Regions from separate parts of the Mus musculus genome. Here regions 2 and 3 are each linked to region 1. A link is a loop called in an ENCODE intact Hi-C map of the cell type or tissue named here. Cell type or tissue: left cerebral cortex. All regions are shown on one strand.

Region 1 (8,000 bases):
GTCACCAAGAACTATTCAAAAACAGGCTAGAACAAGGCCACACTTCCATAGGCCTTAGAACTAATCCTAACTGAACTGAAACCGGACAAAGTCACTAGCCAGAACACAGGCTGAAGAGAGGAGAGGCCAGGGAAAGGCCCCTGTTAGAGAAGACCCAGCCTTCAGCTCTTCATCCACGTCTCTTTCACAGAAGATACGAAAGCAAGTCTGAGGGTGGCTCCCCGGGGATACAGATGTTTCCCCAAAGTGGGGAGCAGATTTCTCTCCCAATTCTTCCCCACATGAATTGCTGTCATTTCGATCTGAAATATCCCTTAAAGGCCTTGGGATACTACCAGCCTTCAGCCACACATAAATGCAGTCGTCCCTTAGGAGGTGGGGCCTGGTGGGAGGATGTTAGGTCATTGGAAGCAGGCCCTTGAAGAGGATACTGGAACTCTAACCCCTTCCTTTCTCCTTGATACGAGGTGAGCATCCTTTTTCCTACACATACTCCCCACCATGATGTCCTGCTTCACCACAGGCCCCAAAGTCAACAGACCACAGAGATCACAGAGTTCTGAGACGGCCACAGGATAACCCTTCCCTCTGTAGAAGTTGATTGTTGCAGATATTTTTTAAGTGAGAGCTGACAATGGAGTAGTAATAGAACAACTTTTATTTGTCTTACTTTTAAATCCCAACAAAGTTTTCAACCTTGGGGGAAGCGTATATACCCACCCTATTATAAAGATGAATTATACTAAGCACAAGCAAGTGGCACTCCAAGAATTGTGCCTGGAACATGATAGGTGTTCGGTGACCATTAGGTAATACCCCTGGCTTGTGGTAAAATATAAAAAGGTTGACTGCTTCAGTACAAGGATTCCCCCCTTACATAAAAAATTAAAACAGATCCTGGGAGCAAAGACTAGAAAAGCATGTTGCAAAGTAGATGCAAAACACATCCCAGCATGCTCTTTGATGCTGAAACTATTCTTATTTTAGGAAATTAAAAAGTTAATCCCGTAACTTAAGATGGAACATTTAAGCCCTTCCCCCCATTTAATAAGTGTCTCTTTATCTACAACCAACCAGGACTTTTGCCAATTAAAAGAAGAACTTGGTCCATTTTCTAAAAGCATGGTGTATTTTCGAAACAAAGTTTTTTCTTTCCAGGCTGTCTGTCCCTCTGTACAGGGCAGTGGTGACAAGATCTGATGAACTCGACATTGGAAAGGAGAGCATAGCCTTAAGTAGTCTACTTCTATCTGTACGTTGTCTGAGCATCCAAAGATGGGCCCATTTGGCTTTGGACTTGAAGGCAGGCTACCGTGTGTGTGTCTGTGAGAAGGTGACATGTCAGCTGGCCCCATAAGGTAACTCCCAACCCCTGCACACCCCAGGTCCTGATCCCCAAGTTAGAATAACAGTACAGATGGAGCCTTAGCCCCAGCGTCTTACTGATAAGTCACCAACAGTTATACTGACAGTTGTCAAGAGGGCAACTCAATGTCAAAATACCAGACCGATCTTGACTGGTTTGTTTTTGGTTTCTGGTTTTTGGTTTTTGGTTTTATTCACTTCTTCCTTGATTATTAAGGTCTAAGCCAGTCCAACTCAAACTCTTTTGTTTGATCTTATATTTTCATCTTTTAAATTCCAGAGTACCTCGGGCCTCCTGTAACACTTGGGAAATGCTGTCAACATTGTTTCGACGTGTTGTTTTCTTTAACTCGGGTACTCTACCTCTGCAACCCAAGAGAGCTCAGCGCAGAAGGGATGTCCCCAAACAAAAACAGCTTTGAAGCCTTTCCAATGATAGATACCTCCCACCCCCTCTCAACTCTGTTCCTAAAATCTAATGCCTCAACATTAATTGAAGTCAGTACCTAAGCGGAGGCGGGAGACCCAAGAAGAGGGAGAGGTGGAGGGGTTCGTTGCACAAAGCCCAACCAGGAACCCTAAAAGAACATGGGTGCTTATTCTTCCCTCAGAGTGGTCCAGGAAAGGCAGGAAATGGAATACATCCAGCCCAAATGGACCATTAAGGCTCAAATGAAAACAGAAATTTCATGAGGTCCCTTTGCCCATCAAATACTGTGAACCTAGAAAGTAAACTCTGAAAAGACGTCTTATTCATTCCCTGTTTGACAGGCCCTTCTAAGAACATGGATTCAGAAATTCTAACTCCTGTCCCTGTGTGTACACACACACACACACACACACACACACACACACAAGCACACAGCATAAGACCATCTAGCAGTCAAGGAATCATGTAGATTTTTATGGGGTTTTGCAAGGGTAGAAACAGAGAGGCCAAGTTTGCCAGTCACCCCTGCTTTCTTTATCCTCTGTCCAAAGCCATCATAACTATTCTTTCCGTTCTCTGGGGAAGAAGCAGTCTATTTTCAACCTTCATTTGGCTCTCAGATGCCAAGGCCCAAACCTCCCCTCTTGTAGAACCTTAAATCCATTCTTAAGTTAACTCCAAGTCCACAGGTAGAATGTGTGCCCTGTGATCTTCCCCAAGCTCCTGCACACACCATGGCCAGCAGGGCCTCCTGTCTCTTGCTGTCAATATTTTGGGACCCTGACTTTCTAAAGTAGCAGTCTTTTCACAACGGCACACTCTATGAGGTGACCCTCGGGCCCCCAGTCACCCCACTGGGATTCCTCTCCCACATAACGCACATCAGGAACTCTAGAAGAGCCTTGGAATGTCCCCAAAGCCCCATATTCACCAGGACAAGGGGACAGCGCAGAGTCAGAGCCACTCCACTTGTTGCCATGACAAGTGACTACCTCTAAGAGTTTCCAAACTGTGGAAGCGGCTCTGGTCTGCTGAGGCCTCCTGGCCTCATCTACATGGGATCAGCTAAACGCAGACAGGAGCAAACCGCAGCCGAGGGTGAGCAGCCCCACAGATCACCGTGTCCTCCCTGCTTTGCTACATCTGCAAGGGCCCAGCTGAAGCCTGGTCTCTGGAATGGCACTAAGTCTCATTTTCCCCGAGGGCGTCTGTCACTGGTCCTGTCACTACTACTCATTTTATTCAGTACCTAACCTTAAGGAACAGTAAACAAGTGTTTACTAAATTACTTTAATGCTGACAGCCAGGACTCTGAATGTCATTTCATTTAGCAGAATGTTTAGCATGCTGCTAAGTATTTAGCACCCGATATGTTGCTAAACAATTCCCCATGCCTCGCTTTTTGATTCAGTCATGCTATCCTCTATGGTACCTAACATTAACTTAAGCAACAGTGAAGATAGACTCAAAAATCAGAGTAAACTCTGGCTGTCTTGCTAATCAGTCTTCAGCCAGGTTTCCCCAACAGGCCAGGAGCTTTCTTTACTTTATTCTGGAAATAAACTCATCTTCTCCATTCTTCAGGAGACAGCGAGAAAGAGCTGGTGCGGCTGGCTGCTGAGCAGTAATTCCAACACGGCCCAGAGCTGTAACACCAGGCTGCCACAACGACCGTAAAACGAAGGCCGCACCACCAGCCGCTCTCACTCTTTCTTAGCTACGTTCTTCAGTCCTCATGGAACCAGCCATAATGACTCCAAAACTTGGGGCAACAGAGATCAGAAGAAAGCATCAGGAGTTGGAAACTGGCAGTTAGTGGCAGAATGGACTTCAGTGACTTCCTGCCTTGGTCTCTGGGGCCTTCCTGTCACCACCTAGCAGAAGATGGCTGAGGCGGAAATCAATGGGGAAATGTGCCCACAGCTCTTAGTCTTCCCCTTAGCAAGGCTAAGGAAATGCCTTCTTGCTGTGGAGCTGCTGATGGACTTAGCAAGCCCACAGCATCTCCCGGTTATCTCAGATTTGTCTAGCTTGCGGACAGTGGGCCTACTAGTTTTTGAACTAGCCCTTTCAAAGCATGAAGGAATTTAGCTTGTGGCCATCCAAAGGTTTCCTCGAGGCTCTGTGGGGGATGCTGTCTACATCCAGGGTCAACAGAAGTCTGCAGTAAGGACGTGCAAGGTACTCAAACAATCCAAAGGGGCAGATCCATGCAGGGACTCAGGAAGTCCTTCATCCTACAAGGCCTCGGGTGACTAGTGCCATGGAGACATACGGTGGTCTTTAAGGTCCTCTGCACCAGGGTATGAGGGAACAGGTTCTCCATCCTCCCTGGAGCCCATGGCCTGACTCGTAAGCCCTGTAGCGCCACCTACTGGTGGAGGCAGAAGTAAGATGTACTGATGGTTCTAAGAAGTCTGTACCTGCAAGATGATTGTCAATAATACAACCAGACCCCTGCAGTGAGCCATACTTATACTAGGAAGTAGACTCCAAAGATCAGCACGGCATCGAAGCCCTCCATTTGGTGTTCCGGCTGGCTCCTTTAATATACCCTATCCACAGACAAGCCCACCAAAAGCAGTTTGGAGTAGAAGAGGTGATTAAACAAATACTAAATCTTTTCCAAGACTCTAAAAGATAGCTGGGGCAGGGGTACTGGCTTACCACTGTGTTGACAAAGCACTGTTGTTCTTGTGGCATATACTGTAACAGAATGAGTCTCTACTTAATAGGAGATTAATACACATACACACACACACACACACACACACACCATTTTAGGAGAGTGTATAGTCAACATTCCTTTGCATAACACCCGGGGTGAGGTGTATTAAGTCCTATGTGATCTGCTTCCAGAGGCTCCCCTAATTCTCTGGGTGTGCACACGTTTAATCATCATTACATGTGTTCTATGGATTAATCATCATTACATGTGTTCTATGGAAGAAAATAACCAGTGATTCCCTTACAGTGTGTTGGTGGAAAAGCACCCAGCCATTCCCAGGAACAGCATTTGGTATGAAAAAAAAAAGCCTCCTTTCTCCAGCTTCCTCCCTGCAACTTGCAGAGATGGAGAAGCCGATGTCAAGAAGCCTTCTCATAAGCTGCACAGGCTGAGGGGCGGCTCTCGGACCCTTTGAAAAGAGTTAGCTGTGATCATTGTATTATTACCATATTTTAAATGATAATTGCCATCCCCCCCCCCTATGGCTGAATAGTTTAAAGAAAAAGCACACTGTGTTTTCCCCTCCCCTCTGCCTTGTCTCTGGCAGTTAGGGGACATTCTGGGGTTTTTGTGTTAAATGGTTGACTATTAAGAAATTTCACTTGCTAGCTGGAGCCTATACTGGATAATCAACCCAGAAAAGTAGAAGGCTGGAATAGGACCAGAGAGGGTAACAGAAGTGAGGCACAGCTTGCACGAATATAACCTCCAGCCTGAAGCCTGAGAACAGAGCCCTTCCTTCCCTCAGCTTCTAGGCTGTCTCACGGTGCTGGCCTCGGATTTCCACAGTCCGCCCCTCAGCTCACAGGTGCACATACACCACTGAAAATCGGTGAGAAGGAGGTGCATTCGGTTCTTGCAAGCCAGTCAGGAGAGAAGAAAACAGCCACCTGGCAACTTATTTGGTTCTCCACTCTGATTGGTCACTGTTGCTGTTCTGAGGTCATCCCTTGGCTCCTCTTCTCAAAGACCTGCCTTCTGAAACTCTAGCCCCCAACTATGTTTCCTCCGCCACGGAGTTACTAAGCCAGCCACTTCTTGTAAATATTCACACTCCTCCAGGTCTGTCCTTCCCACCTCTGCCACCTTCCCCAACCCTCCCTCAAAAGAAGCCTAGCCAATCAAGAGCAAGAAGGTGGGAGGCAGAGGGGGACAAGGACCCTGGCGCTCTTTTACCTAAGAACCGCATCTAGGGATGGAGGCGAAAGTGCTCCTGTGAATTATGTAACCACTGCAGCTCTGAGGGAGAGGACCATCCAGGTTCTAGAGTGTCTGCTGGCTCTCTGCTGGAAAGGTATAGAGTTCCTGGCCACCGCTGCCTCCTCTTCCCCCTACATCGTTCTCCAGAACCTGTAGGGCTATTGCTCCTGCATTGAATGCCTGCTCCCTGCAAGGGGCTTAGGGATGCCATCGAGAAGCAAAGTAGCAAGAGAAAAGAAGCAGAGTAAGAAAGTAAGCTAAGAAGGGCTTTACCCTACACTACTAGGAGACCATGCCAACTATGGGCATACCTGTTTTACAAAGATGTCTTGCCCTGGGTAGTGACAGATGGGACAATACTGCTGGGTTCTCCTCTGCCAACTTGCTTAGACTGAGGGCATGGGCAGAACCTGAAAAAGCTAGCCCACCCCCACTCTACAAAAATATCACCCTTTCCTCTATGTCTCATCTCTCCTCCTCCTGAACCAACCATAACTCCATCAGCTAGGAAAGGGATTTGAGGACAGAGGCAGGATAAGGGCAGGTAATCCAGGCTGCCCGTATGGCATAAAAAGACCTAGTACCCATGACCCTGGACAAGTCTTTCTTCTTAAGGAGGACAAAATCCCAATGCTGCCACCCAAGACAGAAAGCAGAAAGCCAGCTGCTTCCAGATGAAAGAAGACCAGCTGTAAAGCCAGCTCCCCGGCAGCCTTAATCTGCAAAGGCAATAGCCCTTTCCCCAAATGGTGACAAAAGGGTAAAAGGAAGAAGGGGCTGGGTACCAGTATCAGGCCTGGAGATTACTTCCACAAGGCAAGGCTCTGGAGAGTCACTAAGAAGTACCCTGGCAAGGCAAGGAAAGACACAATGTGGAAGAGCAACGGTAGCTGCTGAAGGCGAAAGAGAAAGGGAACAGTCAAGCAACGGGGCAGAGAGCCCGTAGAAAGGGCATCTTGGGACTGCAAGACACTTCAGCTTGATCACCTTAACCACTAAGCAATGTCAAAAATAATAACTTGTCGATGGGGACTGGGGAGGAGAGGGAGAAAGTTTCCAAGAAGTGGGGAGCTACCCGAAAGCCATTCACCATTAGAGGGGAGCTGATGACACTTGATGCCCAGGATGGAGATGCTTAGAGAACACTAAGTATGGAGCCTCAGAGCTAGTCACACCCTTTCATGATTCCCTGAAAACATGGAAAAGCAAAGCCCACACATCACTGAGGCTTCTAACCGCTTTCCATCCTCAGGTGCGAGTCCACACTGGGGTGCTAACAGTAACACACCCGGCACCCGGCGTGGGCTCGCTCGGGGTCAATGGCAGTGGAGAGGTGGGCGGTGTTGAGAAGCCGAAGAGCCTGAGAGCCTGGAGAGAGGAGGCGCGCTGAGACGCACAGCTGCAGCCCCCGCCCCCACCCCCACCCGCGACCCGGAGCGCACTGCCCGAGGAAGTGGCGTCGGGAAGAGTGGACGTGGGGCAGCCTGGGGGGCCACCGGCGCGGGGCTGGTCTCCGTAGGGGTGCGCGCGAGAGCGCGCGTTCCCTGCCGCGCCCCAGCAAAGCAAGGGACCCCGAAGCAGCGGCTCCTCGGCTCGCCGTGGCCAGACTGGCCGGCCGGCTTTCGAGGCAAAGGCGAGAAATGCAGGCAGCGCCGACACTTGGGGAACTTTCCCCCTCGCTCGGGATTTCATGGGAACCACATGCTCCGAAGAAGCCCGGCCGCGGAGGGGGAGGGGCGGGAATTTTCCGCTCCGGCTCGCACGGCGGCTCGGCCGGCTCCCGCGGGCTCCCGCGCGCGGGGTTGGCGCCCCTCGCGAGGCACGCGGCGAGGGCCGCTCCACCGGGACCCGCCGTGGGCAGCGCGGGCGAGCCCGGCGAGGCGCTGGGGTCCCGCTTACCTTGGTGGTTTTCCTCTGGAACGTACATCCTCGTGTTTTCATTGACCATTGGCCAAAAACTGCTTGGAAAGGAGAAGCCACAAAGAGGAAGAAATGCAGCAACAGCCGCGAGCGGCTCGGGATGGATCCCTCCTCCGAGGCCGGCGGCTCTCGCGCAAATCCAGGAACCCGTGGATCCGCAGTGGTTCTTGCTCCCTTCGGGTGATTACCTGATCCCCATTATTGCACCAAACACCAAAAACTGCTGCTTTCCACTACCGCCTCCTTTCGTGAGATTGTAATGCATCCTCAGTACATCCGGGCCCCTTCCAAGAATTTAGCACCGCACCTCTGGCGGCTACACCATTTGAAAATAAAAATGATAAGAATAATAAATGG
Region 2 (8,000 bases), 120 kb before region 1:
TACTAGCACAGAGGATGCCCACAGATGCACTGGCAAATACTGTGGGGACCTGAACGCACGGAAGGCAGGAGACATAAAGAATCAATATGCTTACGGTGAGGAAGCTCATCTCCCGGGAGGCTGCGGGAGAAGAGAAGGGTAGCGTCTTACCAAATATCTTTGGTGTGTTTTTTTATTTTATTTTATGCTATGTGAACGTGCTGCCTTCAAACGTTACAGAAAATGTAAGCGGCAAAGCTGTGGCGCCTGGCTGAGAACTTTGGATGAGCTGGCAGGAGACCCCAACCATACTTTCCTTGGCCAGCACAGCAGCAGAGCCAGGGAACTCGGGCCTAAGAAACAGTGGCTGTAGGAAGAAGCTCCGTCCCCACTGCTCATCGCAGGGCCTTGCTACGGTACCACCCTCAAGACAATCGTGACAGTTACGAGCCACCTCTCTGGAAGCAACACTTAGTCATGGTGGCAGCACGCCATGTTCGAATAGCACCTTAAATCCAAAGAGTACAAAGGAATTGGACATGCTCCCGAGGCCCTGAGGCCACCTCCAGAAAGAGGGAAGCTCCAGGGGCCTGGTATGTGAGCCTGTGCGCACGCCTACATCACACACGTGTATGGATACACCTAGGTTCTGCATCATAGCCTTTCCATCTTCCCCAGTGACCCTGGAAGGTGTCAAACTAGTTTGCCTGGGTCTCCTCCTTTGTAGTTCAGAATAATAACAATATTTAGTTCACAAAATCAGACTGCAAATTAAGTCGTAAGCTGACATAAGAGAGCTAATACTTGTGGTACTGTCATTTTATTCCAGATCCTGCCTCAAGCACTAGGCACACACTGTCCTGATGGAGGCCTTGTAATAAGGTTCAGGAGGCAGGGCTATTGTTATCCGGGATTTGTAGTGAAAAAAAACTGAGTCAAGTCACCCACATCACAGAAGTCCAAAAGAAAAAGAAAAAAAAAAGGAGTGCAGAATACCTTATACATCCCTTCTGGTCAGTGAGAGCCATCAAGGACAGCAAGTGAAGGACAGCAGATGGTGGCAGGAAAGGGGACAGGCCAGTGGGATGGGTCACTGACTCTCAACCCAGGCATGGCACAAGTCATCACCACACTGTGGGCACCTGTCCCTTAAAGGCAGCATCAGAGGACATAGGGGTCTTGTGAGGAACTGCCATTGAAAACCAACCCAACCTCAGGACCCCGGAAAGAGAAGCCAGTTTCTATCCCTTAGCCTGTGGCTGCCACTTAAGATGTGAGGGGGACGAGCTACAGGGAGGCGGGGCGTCGGGAGTCCCGTGGGCGCATTAGTAAATGGAGACATGTAAACAAAGCCACAGGCCCATTGTTGGCAATGACTCCATTCCCTTTCTTTAAGACAGGGTCTGGGAGACCTGTGGAGGAGTGGGGACTGTAGCGTTTGAGCCCTGCAGGGCCAGAAAGATAGTTCTGCTCTGAGTATCTATCTGTCACAGAGCACTGGGTAGGGCAGACACGGGAGAGCTTCACTCATTAACATTGGTGTTGCCATGACAATAAGCTGTTGCCAGGTAGCAGTGAACTAGAAGAGTGAGAATTAGCAAAGCCTAAAAATAAAGCTGTTGTTTCTTCCCCATCTAGATGTCCATGGTTAGCAGGCAGTAAGCTTGCCTCCTCCTCTCCACCCAGCCCCCATGGTGGCCTGACCCTGGAGCACACAAGACAGACAACACCCACCTCCGAGCAAGAGGATCTGATACAGGGACAGAACCTGACAGAGGTAAAGGCCACATCTCAGAGCACTGTGCAAACCCAGAGGGGCTTGCTTCCTTCCTTGGCCTGGAGTGCTAACCTCAGTTCTTGACTGGATCAGGAACAGCTAACCCCTGTAGTCTGACAGGCAGAAAATGGCAAATGTTCTTCTCCCCTGCACAATACTTTCCTCTCCAGAAATGCTCAGGCAGATCCACTTCCCAGCGGTAACTGTAGAGTCAGGCGCTTGTGGCTTCTTTTATAACGACGCAACCACGCAGAGATTACTGTTGTCATAGTAGAGAGGGCAGAACATGCAGACTATCAAAATCGGTGACTGGTAAATATCTTTGAGACATTGTATCTGAAGTCCACTGATTTGGTTTGGGTAGCAAAGCCTCAAGGACCCATCATGACTTTGATCCATTGTCCCTCTCACCAGACTCAGTTCCAAGAGGGCAGAAACTGCATTTAACTGGACATCTTTCTGGCCTCAGCATCTGGTGTCGCTCTGTACAGATCATGAGTACATGATGAATAGGTTGAAGGGAAGGGGCAGGGAGAGAGGCACCTGACTCAAACATGGCAGGCACAGGCAACAGTGCTATCTGGCCTAAGAGAAGACCTTCTCTCTGAGAATCTAACTCTACATTCTAAGAACCCAGCCACTCCCTGCTGAGGTCTCTAGCCTCAAATCAGCCCAACTAGCTAAGCTATGAAGATGGGTGAGACCGCCGTCAATAAGATTTCAGAGCTGCTCACGGCTTTACAAACACAAGCAGCAAGTTTCCAGATACCCCACAGACACTTCGCCAAGGACAACACTCCAGACCTCTACTAACGAGGCCATGCATTCACAAAGCCAATAGTCCAGTATCCAGGCTTGACCTACTAGTCTCGTACTGGGCTCTCCACTGACACATGTTCAGAAAGGAAGTATCGACTTGTCAACCACAAACTCCCTGATCATGTGGGCCTTGAGCTGAAGCCCTGGGAAGTAGGGTTGCCAATGGATGCTGTCTCCCATCATGCCAACACCTGCCCTGACCCACAGGTTCACTGCAGGGCATGCCCTTGACCTCAGAGCACAGGGAAGTGGGTCTGACACTACTCAGAGAAAAGGCCATTCTTAGATGGCCTATGGTAAAATAACCCCCACCTTTAAAGCTCTCTTCCTTAGGAAGCCACCACCTTGGTGTGCAGGAGCTACAACCTAACCATGTACTTCCCTGTCTGATGCCATCAAAGCCCAGTTGCAACTGTAAGCTAAGATGCAAAAGATTCATTGAACCTGGCTCTAGTCAGTCAAAATATCATCCATGTGGTGTGCGCAAATATGCCTTGGACAGATGACTGATGAGAACGTTAACCTTATCACCCTGCCTTGTTCCTGACGCCCAGGTCACCAAGTGCACGGGGAGGATGCTAGCACAAGCCCGGGTGACCTGGGCTCAGTATGTGTAGCCCTTGTCTCTCACACACACCCACTACCAATTTCCTAGGCTTCGGGGTGAAGGTGCTACCATCAAACCCAGGCTTCCTCACAGAAAAGGGAGACAAGGCAAGCAAAGGAAGTATTATCCCCCCAAAGCCATTATAAGCAGCCGTCTTCCCACCTTCCCACAACAGTACTCACTATTTGGGGTCATTCCATCAGCCCAGCTTACCCTGAACTCCCGATGACATTGTAAGTTCCTATGTCCAGTTCTGGCTCCCATGAAAGCACACACAGTGGCCTTAAGGAAGTCACAGGAACTGCAGGTCCCAGAAGGACCTCCTGCTAACTCTGCCTTCCTCCTCCTGCACAGAGCAAGATGCCTCCTTACTCTGCATCTGCCATTTGGGGGTTAAAATAAAACTTAAATCTTCTCCCCTCCTCCTCTTCAGTGTCTGCCCCTCCCTTCCCCTCCCTTCCCTTCCCCTCCCCTCCCCTCCCCTCCCCTCCTCTAACATGTGTTCCTGTATTTTATGGAGTGTGACTTTCTGCATCTCCAATACAAGCGACTTAGCAGACACACACATTTTAAGAGTATGTATCACTTAAAATAACTGAATTTTAAACCTCCTGATTTTAGTTGAGAATTTGATTTGAGGACTAGAGAGATTTGGGCTCTTAAGAAAACAAAGAAACGGCTATTTTGAAGAAACGTGTGAATAATTTTTAAGGAACTGATGGCTAAAGATAAAAAAGAACCAGACTTGCTTTCTGCCCGTCAGGTTTTCCTGTGGAATACAAACACCCTTCCACGCAGTTTTCACAGAGGAGGTTTCTGAAACTCAAGACAGAGATTTTAGACCCCACCTCCTTTTGCTGTATTTCTAAACTACAGTCTTTACCCTTAGCCAAACAACTGCCAACAGGGCGCTGTGTGAAATGCAGTTGACAACCACCATAAGCCAGCTGCTAACTGTTCAAAGTGGCACACGGTCTGCAGAGAAGCCCCCGGTCTGCTTCACAGACGTGCGCACACAAAAGCATGCCCACATACGTGCACGCACACACGAGCACCACGAAACAATTTGTCTTCTGAGAATCATCAAATCTCGGCAATGACAGCTCCTCTCGGTGGATTTCTCATTATTATAACTTTTTTTTTTTTACTTTTAAACTGTTTTCACTTGTTTTTTTTTTTAATTAGGTATTTTCCTCATTTACATTTCCAATGCTATACCAAAAGTCCCCCATACCCTCCCTCCCACTCCCCTACCCACCCACTCCCACTTTTTGGCCCTGGCGTTCCCCTGTACTGGGGCATATAAAGTTTGCATGACCAGTGGGCCTCTTTTTCCAGTGATGGCCGACTAGGCCATCTTCTGATACATATGCAGCTAGAGACACGAGCTCTGGGGGTACTGGTTAGTTCATATTGTTGTTCCACCTATAGGGTTGCAGATCCCTTTAGCTCCTTGGGTACTTTCTCTAGCTCCTCCATTGGGGGCCCTGTGATCCATCCAATAGCTGACTGTGAGCATCCACTTCTATGTTTGCTAGGCCCCGGCATAGTCTCACAAGAGACAGCTATATCAGGGTCCTTTCAGCAAAATCTTGCTAGTGTATGCAATGGTGTCATCGTTTGGAGGCTGATTATGGGATGGATCCCTGGATATGGCAGTCTCTAGATGGTCCATCCTTTTGTCTCAGCTCCAAACTTTGTCTCTGTAACTCCTTCCATGGGTGTTTTGTACACTCCAGGCCTGCTGTGGAGTGGATCACTGGTATCGATTTAATTTTGGTTGGCTGTCCAACCACAGAGATTTATAGAAGGGATGTTTGCAAAATCCTGGAGATATTTGAGTATTGTTTTTATGAGTGACCATGCACGTGGAAAGCCCAGATGTCAATGGGTCTTAGACACTGACACTGTTTGTCACAGACTGAGGAAGGAGAAGACCTGAGAACAAGAGGTACCAGGATATGTAATACCCACTGTTGATGTCCGCTGTGGCTAGCTCCCATCCAGTGCACAGCCTCTGTAAGCAATGGGCAAAGTGAGTTGCATGTGGCTTAGTAACCAAGTTCAGGTAACAGGCTTCTCCAGGTAGATGGAAGTGGGTAACAACATCCACTTGTGCTTCACTAGACTGCCGACTCCAGGACCCAAATGTGACTTATACCTTATCTGCTTTATACAGTTACGGTATCATGGCCATTAAAGAGTCACCTCTTCTTTGGTAGATGGTAAACAGCCATTTCCCTAACTCTCAAGGGTCCCCAGCCACCTGCTGCTATGGCTAGGCATAAATGCATCTCTCCTAATGAAGGTGAGGGTGAGCGGGTGGGGGAATCAGGAGATCTGCAACAAGGAGGAAGGGGCTCCAGAGGACCACGGCAGCACCAGGCATTACTACATAGGACCCCAGGACCTGCCCTAAGATGATCTCAGTCAACATAATCACGCAACCAAAGCCAGGCAGCTTCTCAGGACACCCAGAATCTCCTCTCCTCTCCACTGAGTCATCCCCTTCTTCAGCAAGCTATAACTTTCCTGCCTGCCTCTGTGTGAGTGTGTGTGTGTGAGTGTGAGTGTGTGTGTGTGTGTGTGTGTGTGTGTGTGTGTGTGTGTGTGTGTTTGTATTCCCTCATTCAATGTACACTTAGAGAAAATGAGAGCAGGCCTCCTACTGTGTCTGTGTCCTATGCTCCTTTACTTATCAGTTAGGATTTCACACAGAACATGGTTCGTGCTAGGTACATCAGAATACTCACTAGAAGAAACTTACATTTGGAAGTCAGGCACCCACGGCACTATTCAGGCCTTCTAGGTCTGGCAAGGACTGTTTCCCTCCATACAACCCTCTGGTTAACCCCTTCTCTCATCAATGTTTTTTCTAACTTCATACATTAATAGACTACACTGTCTGCTCTAACACCCCGTCTGACTGATTTGATTGCCTTGTGTAATTTGCTAATTTCCTATGTAAGAAAGTTTGTTCTAAACTACTCCTGGGTGGGGTGTGGCATATCCACACTCCTTTCTGCTGTTCTGGGAATAATGACATATCTTATTATCCTAAATAGAAGGAAAAACCTACCAAGCATTATACTTCAACCTCAAACCATTTCTTGAGCATCAAGAAAATCCACTTAACAATACATTCCCTAAAATGTAACAAACGTGGAGAGCGATGCCTGTTACACAGCATCCTGGAAATCATCACACGGAGGCTCACATGGAAAGGACGCAGAAGGGGCTTGCTAACCCCTTGGTTTACTGTGTGAAATTCTTCCCACTGGCTTCATTGGTCCTTTACGAGGACCCAAGAGACAAGCTGTTTCTAGGAGAAGCAGTGAGCAGAAGGAAAGGAAAGAGAAGCTGTGGACACTGCAGGCTGGATGCTTGCCTCTCAGGCTTTACAAACCCTCTGGCCCTCGGCAAGGACTCCGAGTGCTGGGACAGGTTTCCCAGATATTAGCCACAGCTCGGGAATACCTCCTCACCACCACCCCCCCACTTTGTGTGTCCTGTTAACTCAGCACACATCACAACACCTATGGTCAGTCTTTTGTTTTGGCAATGTATTCAAAATATAATCACAGATATATCTTTGCAAAGTTCTACTGAGCTTTGAGGACTGTAATTTTAATTTTTCTAATAAAACCATCAAGCTAAGTCATTTTATTCAGAGATGCATATAAAACATGAAGCTGGGGAATTTAAAACCAAGGTGTAGGAAACATGTTGCAGGGCAAAACTTTACTTGCATAACAAAATGATGGATTAAGAGGGTAGGTTGCATCATGATTGGCAGGACTAACCAAAGCGGGTCACAAAGCTTAAGAAAGGTGAAACTGGCCCTTGAAGAGAGTGAAGAGCTCCTAACACTTGGGCCCTCTGGGGGATGTCGTTGTGTATAAGAAAGAACACGCAGGTCATCTCACTTCATATTTATGTAAAGGTCAATGGGGATTCAGCCTCTGTGATTCAAGAAACAGTTCAGATCCGGCCCCTTGATCTCAGACTCCCCAAGATTCAAAACTGTGGGTAATGGACTTCTGTTGTTTGTGGGCCACCTGGTCTACAGTGCTCCATCACAGGTGTCTGAACAGACTGAGCGCACCAAATCTGCTTCCTACTTCCTGTTACAAAAACACACCCAACACAACCACCAGTCGTCCGCTCAGCATCAACTGCTAGTACTAGGCTAAGAACTGGGGACACTGTGAGGATGGTCAATAACACAGATACAAACTGTTCTATGTCCTGCCAGAGACCAGTGTACAGCACAGCAAGACAAAGGGAACGCCGTTCAGGGCAGAAAGGCTTCTCAAGTAAAGAAATGCACACCTAGTCTGAAAGAAACAGAACAGGGGAGTTAGTGCTCCCAGACAGCCCACCTCCTCTCTGTAACCCAGCTACCTGCCACTTCCCAAAGCCCTCCACTACCAGTCGTGCTCCCATGTGGGAATGCAAGAACTTACCCTGCCAAGGAGGCGGGGGACACTTAGTACACTGCACAAGGAGCCTGCTAAGCCCAGTGTGCAATACTCCTGCCCTGTGGTTTTACCTCATCCTTTAAAAGGCAGAAAGGAATGAGTTCATTTGGGAAGAATGGCAGGCTTCTGCCATTCTAGGAAAGGAGGAAGTGGGCCCGGAAGCTTTGCTGGGTGGGAAAGCACTCCAGTTTTATAATCTTCCAAAACATGTGGCTAAGACCCCTCTCCCCCGGGAGGGAATGAATGTTCTTTGGGGCAGAGTGTTAAGTATGAGTGTGTATGTGTGTCTGTTTTAAATAAGCATTCTGGGAGAAATGTAACCAGTCTGTTTCTGATT
Region 3 (8,000 bases), 250 kb before region 1:
TTTAATCTATGGTCCTCCCAGGTGAGAAGGGCCCTGTTTGTCTTCATTCCTCTTAATCTGGTGGCCTGTGCCAATACAATACTCTCTGCAGTGTAGGCAGCTGGAGTCACTACTGAGCCCTGGCCGGCAGTGAGGCCGGGGGAATCTTGTTAATTACAGCTTCACTGGGCTGGTTAGACTCTTGTCAACTTGACACAAGCTAGGGTCATCTGGTAAAAAGGATCTTCAATTGAGAAGAAGGCCTCCATGAGATTAGGCTGTAGGGAAGTTGGTGGGAGACATTTTCATAATGAGTGATTGATGTAGGAGGGTCCCAGCCCAATGTGGGTGGTACTACCTCTGATCAGGTACTCTTGGGGTATGTAAGAAAAACAGGCTGAGAATCAAGTCACAGAGAGAAAACTAGTAAGCAGCACTCCTCCATGGTCTCGGCTTCAGTTCCTGCCGTGGCTTTCCCAGCTAAACGTAGTAGGTAACATGACAGACAGACTATACAGGGTAAAACTAAAATAAACCTTTTCTCCTCCACATGGCTTCCAGTCATGGCATTTCTCACAGCAACAGAAACCAAATGAATGACAGTCGCTGTGAGAAAAATCCCTGCCACACTCAGCATATTAAAATATATACACGCCAGACTGAAGGCTCACCCTGTGTCGGTAACAGTGGCCGAAATGAAAAGCAACCTTAGGGTAGAATATACAGAAAGGAGAGGCAGTAGGGCCCAATAAAAATACCGAGTGACAATTTCACATTAACGACACGCAAGAAGTCAGAAATACTTCCGAAAGGAAGCCTGCAACCATCCATGGAGGGCTTTAAATCTCGGAAAGCTGTCAGTGTCCGTGACCTTGAGGACTTCCGGTCTGGTCCTTTCACTCTGCAGCGAGACAGCTAAGCTTGGCCAGCTTGTGACAAAACGACTTGCTCATAGTTCTGTAGGAACCCAGGAAATGTGCCTCTTGTACCTCATGCTGGGCTTGGGTGGCTGAGCTGGCACTGCGCTGCCTGCATCTTGCACGTCATGGCTCTACGGCACCTCTGCAGAGCCCAGGAAGGGCTGTCCCTTCTGCACTGGCCCAGCTGTACTCTTTCCCTGGTGGTCACCGAGCCACGGAAAAGTGTTGTCCAGAGGAAGGGGAGCAGGGAAGGGATTAGCTTGGCCTTTCTGAGGCCCCAGGCCTGGGTGAATCCTGTCTTCTCTCAGCTCTTTTCCCATCGGAAAGTCAGGCCAGCCCTTGCACTTAGGAACTTGAAAGCACTCAAGAGCTGGAGGCAAAAAGATCATGTTTGAGCCCATTCTGGGATACACAGCCACCAAACAACAAAGCAAACAAAGGCCTGTGTGATAGTCAGCACAGGCAGCCAATAGAAGCTCCTTATGTCTGCCGCTGCTCAGGTTCCGGTGAACTTGCCAAACTTGGAATTCTTCTGCCACAGATCCTCATGTGGGGCCACCCATCTTTCCAAAGAATCCAGTATCTAATAGTTGGATGACTGAGGTCAAGTCGACATCTCTTAGCTGTGCCAGTTGGATCCATCAGGGCTGATAGAGTCAAGAGCTGGTCTGTTGTCGTCCACTTATGTTGTATCCTTCCTGCAGTCCTGGGTACTGCCTATTATTAGATTCTCTGACTTCTAAATGAATGGTATATAGACCTCTCTGAAGTGATGGAGGAGGGGTAGTGCCCTCCCACAGATGTGGAGACCTCTACATGGGGCAGGCGCCAGAGAGAGATGACCATATTGCCAAGACCTAGGAGTGAGGAAATCACTCTGTCCAAATTTCCACGCCATAGCCTGGCCCACAGGAGGCAGCATGGTACAGGCTATGATGTACTGTCATAGGTGGCAAAGGACTGGCAACTTTAAAGACACACTCAGGTAGCCTTGCTAGCTCATCAGTCTAGAGAAAAAAAGAGTAACATGCACACCTAGTCAGAGGAACATCAGCCAGACTTGGGAGATTAGAGAAGATGGGAGAGAAACCCAGAAGAGCCCCAGAGGCCACAAAAGCAGAAAGGGTGAAGACAGCAATTGCTATCCAACACACATACACAATGAAGACCTCAATAATAACAGTGGCCAAATTTTCCACAGGATGCAATAAACATTCCAATACTAGACCATCAGAGCATACCAAAGAAGACTCTAGGACTCAGTGGAGAGTAAAGACAATTGATCAAGAAAAGAAGAGAAAATTTAAAAAACACATGCAAATATTATAAACAAAAGTGTACATGGAAAGGCCACTAGACAAAGAGGCAGAAGGTGGTCTCCAGGACCAGACATCCAGCCTCACTAGCTGTAAGGCCCTGCCTATGGAGGAACATCTCTCCCTGGGCAGTTAAACTTCATCTTCTATGCAAGAAGGCATCCACGAACCTTCAGGACTCAGCCAGTTCCTGCAGGTCACAGCTCCACCAGCACTTCTGCATAACACAGGGAAGAAAGACACTGTCCCTTCTCATTGTCTCAGCTGTGCTCTTTCCTTGGTGGCTATCAAGCCACAGCAAAGGGCTGTTCAGAAGGAAGGCGAGCAAGGAGGGGCTCTAACCTACAGGTAAGCTAATCTGTGAGAAAGGAACTGTGAAGCTCTTGGAATGGGGATGGGGGATAACAAAAATCCACCAACTACAAGAGAAGAAAATGGAACCTCATTTGCTAAGCCCAGAGAACAAGATGGGGTAACTTACAAACTGTCTCTTGGGGAGAGAAAAGTGACAGGCTGGGATCTCCAAGTCCCTTTGAGGGGCACAGGCCCAGTGATCTAGCTTCCATCCACTAGGCCCTGCTTCTTAAAAATCCCATCACTTTCTAATAGCCCCAGAGGCTACAGAGAAACGCTTAACACACAGACCTTCAACAACTAAAATCTTACTGTCTCTCCATGTCATGTCCTATGGCATGTTATGATGAAGCAAGAAGGCCCTCAGCAGATACCAAGCAAGGGCTAGCACTACCAGCCAGAGTCCTCACGTCATTATATATTACCCAGTACTCAGTTATAAAAAGTGGAACATGGCCACAGATGGAAAAGCAAAGGAAATAAAGCAGGTGGGGGAGGGGCAATTTTACAACTATGGTCCCCACTCCCCTTCTAGAATTGAGCTTCAAACATGGAGCAGCTCAGGGAACACTTGTAGGGTGAGGGGTTGACAAGCTGTGAGGAAGAAACCCATGGTTCTTTCCCACAAGGGGCACTATAAGGCCCTGAACAGCCAGGACAAGTGTGGCTCTTTCTTCACCAAAGGTCTACACAGACCGACCAGATTCCTTCCTCTTACAATGGATTCATGTTGTTATCATTAATTCTGCCAGATGCCCAGATCATAAATGTATCCTAAAGCCACAGGCCAGTTCTGAGCATAAAATGCAGAAGGCTTGAGACCCATTGTTTGTTCGGCCACTGAGTTGAAAAGCTTCAGCAAGCTGGCCAAGCTGGCCTCTCTGAGGGCTGGTCTCCCAGCAGTGTATTACCACTGTAAGGAGCCTCCAGAATGAAGCTGCATGAAGAAACCCCAGCCCTCTTGGTCCTGGTCAGAGAGCTCTTCCCACTCACAAGACCCTGGACCTCTGTAACTGGAATTCCCGGCAATATGCCAGGCCTATAGGCAGAGCTATATCATTAGACAGCATGCCAGTGCAGGGATTGGCCTTGCAACGGGGAGTGAGAACTCAAATGACAGCTTAATCTGATGACAGCATCAAAGTAATGTTTTCGTTTATTCTTTTTTATTATTAATTTATTTTATGTATATGAGTACACTGTAGCTGTCTTCAGACACACCAGAAGAGGGCAACGGATCTTGTTACAGATGGTTGTGAGCACCATGTGGTTGCTGGGAATTTGAACTCAGGACCTCTGGAAGAGCAGTCAGTGCTCTTAACTGCTGAGCCATCTCTCCAGCCCCACTTTGGTTTATTTTTGTGGTTTACCAAAGCGCGCGCACACACACACGCATACTCGCGCACACACACAAAGAGAGAAAGACAGGGGGAGAGCCTCTATTCTTATGTTATTATGATTATTTGAGTGATATAGGGGAGAGGTGTGCAGGCAGGAAGGGGTGGATGGGCTGTGGGCAAAGAGAACACTTTTCAGCACACTAAGTTCCATCAGTCCCAAACTAACTGGGGATCTCATAAGCCACTGCCCACCGCGCTCTGCCAATGGTCTGAGGTGCATCAAGTCAACCTGATGTTGCTATGAGAACCAGATTCCTCCCCAGCACCATAGCAACAGACTCCAAAGTGTGTTAAGCACACAGTCTGCTCACACTTTACACCATAAGCTGGGAAAGAGAGCAGCAGGAGCTGTGGGGGTGGGCACAGGGATATTTTCCTAAACCAATTAGCTGAAAACTCAAATACATGAGGCTCAGTTTGAATGGAGAGGATCGCAGGGACCACACATCTTCATTAAAATTCTCAGGGACACTGAGAGTTACTGTATCACTATCAACCTTTGGGGCCCTATCTGTGGCTCTCTACATTGTAGCAAACCTACATCTGTTGTGGTCAGAACAAGGCGCTTTCCTGAGAAAGGCTTCCTTCCCAGGTCATGAGAAGCAGCCAACAGCAGCCAACAATATGCATTCCTTCATCCTGATGTTCTAGATCAGTGGTTCTCACCCTGTGGTTCTCACATCAGCTATCCCATGTATCAGATATTCACATTATGAGTCATTACAGTTATGAAGTAGCAACGAAATCAATGAAATATTTTTATGGTTGGGGGTCACCACAGCATGAGGAACTGTATTAAAGGGTCACAGCATTAGGAAGGTTGAGAGTCACTGCTCTAAACCAAAGACTCCATCTCTTCATGCATGGTAGGGAAGAATGCTGTTCCTAAAAGGCCAGAAAAGGATGCCAGTTCTCATCCTTAATAATCAGTGGCTATGGGTTTGGTGTGGTAGTAGGACTGCCCCAGTGTCAGGGCAGAAAAGTGGGTCTGGGAAGAATGGGCTACCGAACAGTTGACAGCACTTGCCACATACTGCAAGAATGTCTTCCAGGAGTTAGAGATAACAGAGGAAGTGCTTCTCCAGCCTGTTCCCCCACCCCCAACCCTCCCCAATGCCACAGACTGTTGCTGGGCTGTCTACACCAGTAAGTGCTAGTATAAACTTGAGCAAGTTTATTTGTTGCAATTGGCCTGAAGCTTGGGTCCCAAAATGTGATATTTTTTTTCAGGCAGTCATGGCACCAGAAAACTTATTTAAAATGCAAATCCAGACATCTCCCGCCAGCCCTGTGACTCAGAAACTCTGGGGTAGGTCCAGCAGTCCGTGTGAACAAGCTTGGCAGGTGAATCCTGCAAAGGCGAGTTGAGGCCCACGGGCTTGAACAGTCTGCAATCCTCCACACTTTCGTCTTTCAACCTACTTGGGCATCATCAGGTCAGCCATCAGCAGGGATCACATACTCGCACAGGGGGAAGAGGCATAAGACCTTCCTGTCCAGTTTCTTCCTGGTTAAGCCTGCTGTCATCCCTCCCTAATGATGCTGCTGGACCCACCAAGCTCAGCCCTTTGCATGATGAACCAACCAGGAACACCAGTTCTGCTTTCTGCAACCGTTTACAATTTTCTTCCTCTTGTACACACTAGCAGTCAGTGAAATGTTGCTCCCTAATTCCCCTGTCTCCAGGGTAAACATCTATAACTTCCTTTGTAGTTCTGATATAACAAGGTTTCTAGTTGACCCTGCAGGATCCCTCCCTGCCTATGATCAAACAAGACCACCAGAAGCTTGGAAGAAAATATCCCAGCCATATTTGGCTTGCACAGAGCATGGGAGCTGTGGCCCCCGGCTGCCTGGATACTAGGAACAGCCCTCAAGGACACTTTGTTCTGCTACAGTCACATCACCTGGTCCATACAGCAAAATGCCCTGGTCTTTTAAATAATGCTGTAATTAAAGTCCTCTTCTATTTATGTTTTGGAACTCGAGCATATAATTTTACATTTCTAATAATAAATTTATCCCCTAGTTCTTCTGTTCTGGATTTTTTATTCATATACCATTAAATTTATCCTCATGTAAAATTGAAAATATGGCACTCTGTACAATTATTCTCTTTTTAAACTTTATGAGTGTACTCCATATGTTTTATATTTTACTATTAATATAAAATGAACATTTCAACTCGTCGGCTTTGAAACAATTTTATCAGCTCGTACAAATGGTAACATTTACTGATTGATTTAAGCACCTCCTGATAGTACGTTCTTTCTTTCTTGGCTGTTGTCTTACATAACGCTGCAATGAACAACATTATACATAAAATACCAATCTAGTTTCTTAGTCCAGATTCTTGGAAGGAGAATGACTGGTAAAGAGTAGGAACATTTCACAAAGTCTACTTTTGAGTTAGGTTATAGCTTTTCTCTCTTTGGACCACTGTATATGAGAACCTTCTTTATCACAGGTTCTGCTATTATACAATGATTTAAAACATCAATGGCAATCTAATACATGAAAAACTGAATCTTTAATATATTTTTCTGTTTTACTAGTGACATTAACCAAATACCTACACACACACACACACACACGCACACACACACACACACACTGCTGATTATACAGCTCACAGTTTGTGAATAAACCTGTTTATGCCTCTTACCAAACAATGGGACCCACCATTTTTCTTGCTGTTTCTAGGGTCTGTAAGCAGCTGTACTGACCATCTGTCTCCACTGTGTGGAAGATTCTCTTCCACTTTGTACATGCCTTTCTGCCTTTCATATTTTCTGTAACTTTCCTGGTTTTGTTTTTGTTTTTTTAAGATATATATATATATATATATATATATATATATATATATATATATATATACACACATACATACACTGTAACTATCTTCAGACACACACCAGAAGAGGGCGTCAGATCCCATTACAGATGGTTGTGAGCCACCATGTGGTTGCTGGGAATTGAACTCAGGACCTCTGGAAGAGCAGTCAGTGCGCTTAACGGCTGAGCCATGTCTTCAGCCCACTTTCCTGTGTTTTATGTTTTAAGTTTTATATATTTGTTTAATGTTTACCTTAATGTCTCACCTTAGGTTTATGTTTTAAAAGACTCTGCTAATGCTGTGACTAGTTTAATGCTCTCTTTCTATTCTTACAGCTTTTGCATTTACGTTACATTCGTCTCTTTAATCCATCGGTGGTTTGTTTTGGGTCAATGTCCCTGGTCAGCCTGAGAAGCGGTTTTCTGCCTAAGTACTTGTCAACCCAGAACCCTTCCTCACCAACCCTGGGGCCCTGCCTGCCCTTTATCATAGCTTCCCACTAGCCATACAGGTGCCCAGAGAAGACACCCTCACGCCACAGTCTAGTTGTCTGTGTCACACATTGATTGCTGGTTATTTCAATCTGGTCTGTTGTGGAGACCAACCGTGATGGTCTACTGCAGGTACCTAGCATGTGTACTTTGCCCATCATGAGGTGATGCCGATCTGCTGCCTCTGACCGACGTTCCTAAACCGGAACTACACACTGAGTTACCCTGAACACCTTTCATTTTAATAAATTTGTTGTCCACACTTGAGGTCATCTCTCCTGGCACTTTCAGTCATGTTTTTCTGCGCTGCCTGCAATCTCACTGGCCCCCTCCAGACCTTTTAGAACACCAGTCAGCACTGGTGTAGTATACAAACCTTTTTTGATCCTGATGTTAAACAGAGTGCCTCTGGAGTTTCATTACTAAAAATCTGTTCTTGACTTGAAATGGATTTCTTTTTTTAGGAAAAAAAAAAACAGCTCAACGAGTTCATATGGGTGCTGCCCATAACCATGTGTGTAGGGTCATCCACTGTGACACTGGGAATCTACCAGGGGCCACCCTCCTAAAGAAAAGTGACTGTCCCTCCTCCCAGCAACTATCAACTGCCTTTAGCTCTTCAGCTAAGGGTGACAACTCCAGGAGCCCTGCCTCTCACATGCTGGAAGATTCTGACTGGCTTCATGTTATACAGGTCTTATGAA

The links. A loop is a pair of places that touch in the nucleus more often than their neighbours do. Peaks named below come from ENCODE experiments on the same cell type or tissue, not always from the same donor. Only the 100,000 strongest peaks of a DNase experiment are listed, where the experiment ranks them.
Region 2: it touches region 1 in a loop (2.1-fold over the local background); 2 of 42 quality-filtered maps call a loop at or near these places.
Region 3: a loop joins it to region 1, with 2.8 times the contacts of the local background. A loop is called at or near these places in 9 of 42 quality-filtered maps.

Annotation. Positions count from the first base shown.
Region 1 is chr6:119,100,305-119,108,304 of GRCm38, forward strand. Cacna1c (calcium channel, voltage-dependent, L type, alpha 1C subunit) reads right to left here. Exons shown (of 47, transcript NM_001159534.2): 1 at 7,623-8,000. The coding sequence starts at 7,671. Among named protein-coding and RNA genes, the nearest start is that of Cacna1c, 4.2 kb to the right of the region's middle. In left cerebral cortex, a CTCF peak has its summit at 4,167 (motif pointing left); DNase peaks (open chromatin) are centred at 4,159, 4,753, 5,657, 6,085 and 4 more places; H3K4me3 peaks cover 3,500 bases; H3K27ac peaks cover 2,640 bases.
Region 2 is chr6:118,976,389-118,984,388 of GRCm38, forward strand. All of the region lies in intron 3 of Cacna1c (calcium channel, voltage-dependent, L type, alpha 1C subunit), which reads right to left. It overlaps Gm50599 (a long non-coding RNA gene), which reads right to left. Exons shown (of 2, transcript XR_001785462.2): 2 at 1-8,000. Among named protein-coding and RNA genes, the nearest start is that of Gm50599, 34 kb to the right of the region's middle. In left cerebral cortex, a CTCF peak has its summit at 3,466; DNase peaks (open chromatin) are centred at 89, 466, 1,504, 1,948 and 1 more place; H3K27ac peaks cover 3,470 bases.
Region 3 is chr6:118,847,039-118,855,038 of GRCm38, forward strand. All of the region lies in intron 3 of Cacna1c (calcium channel, voltage-dependent, L type, alpha 1C subunit), which reads right to left. 1700080F18Rik (a long non-coding RNA gene) reads left to right here. Exons shown (of 2, transcript XR_003956354.1): 2 at 5,200-5,942. Among named protein-coding and RNA genes, the nearest start is that of 1700080F18Rik, 10 kb to the left of the region's middle. In left cerebral cortex, a CTCF peak has its summit at 1,820; DNase peaks (open chromatin) are centred at 537, 884, 1,837, 4,284 and 1 more place; H3K27ac peaks cover 448 bases.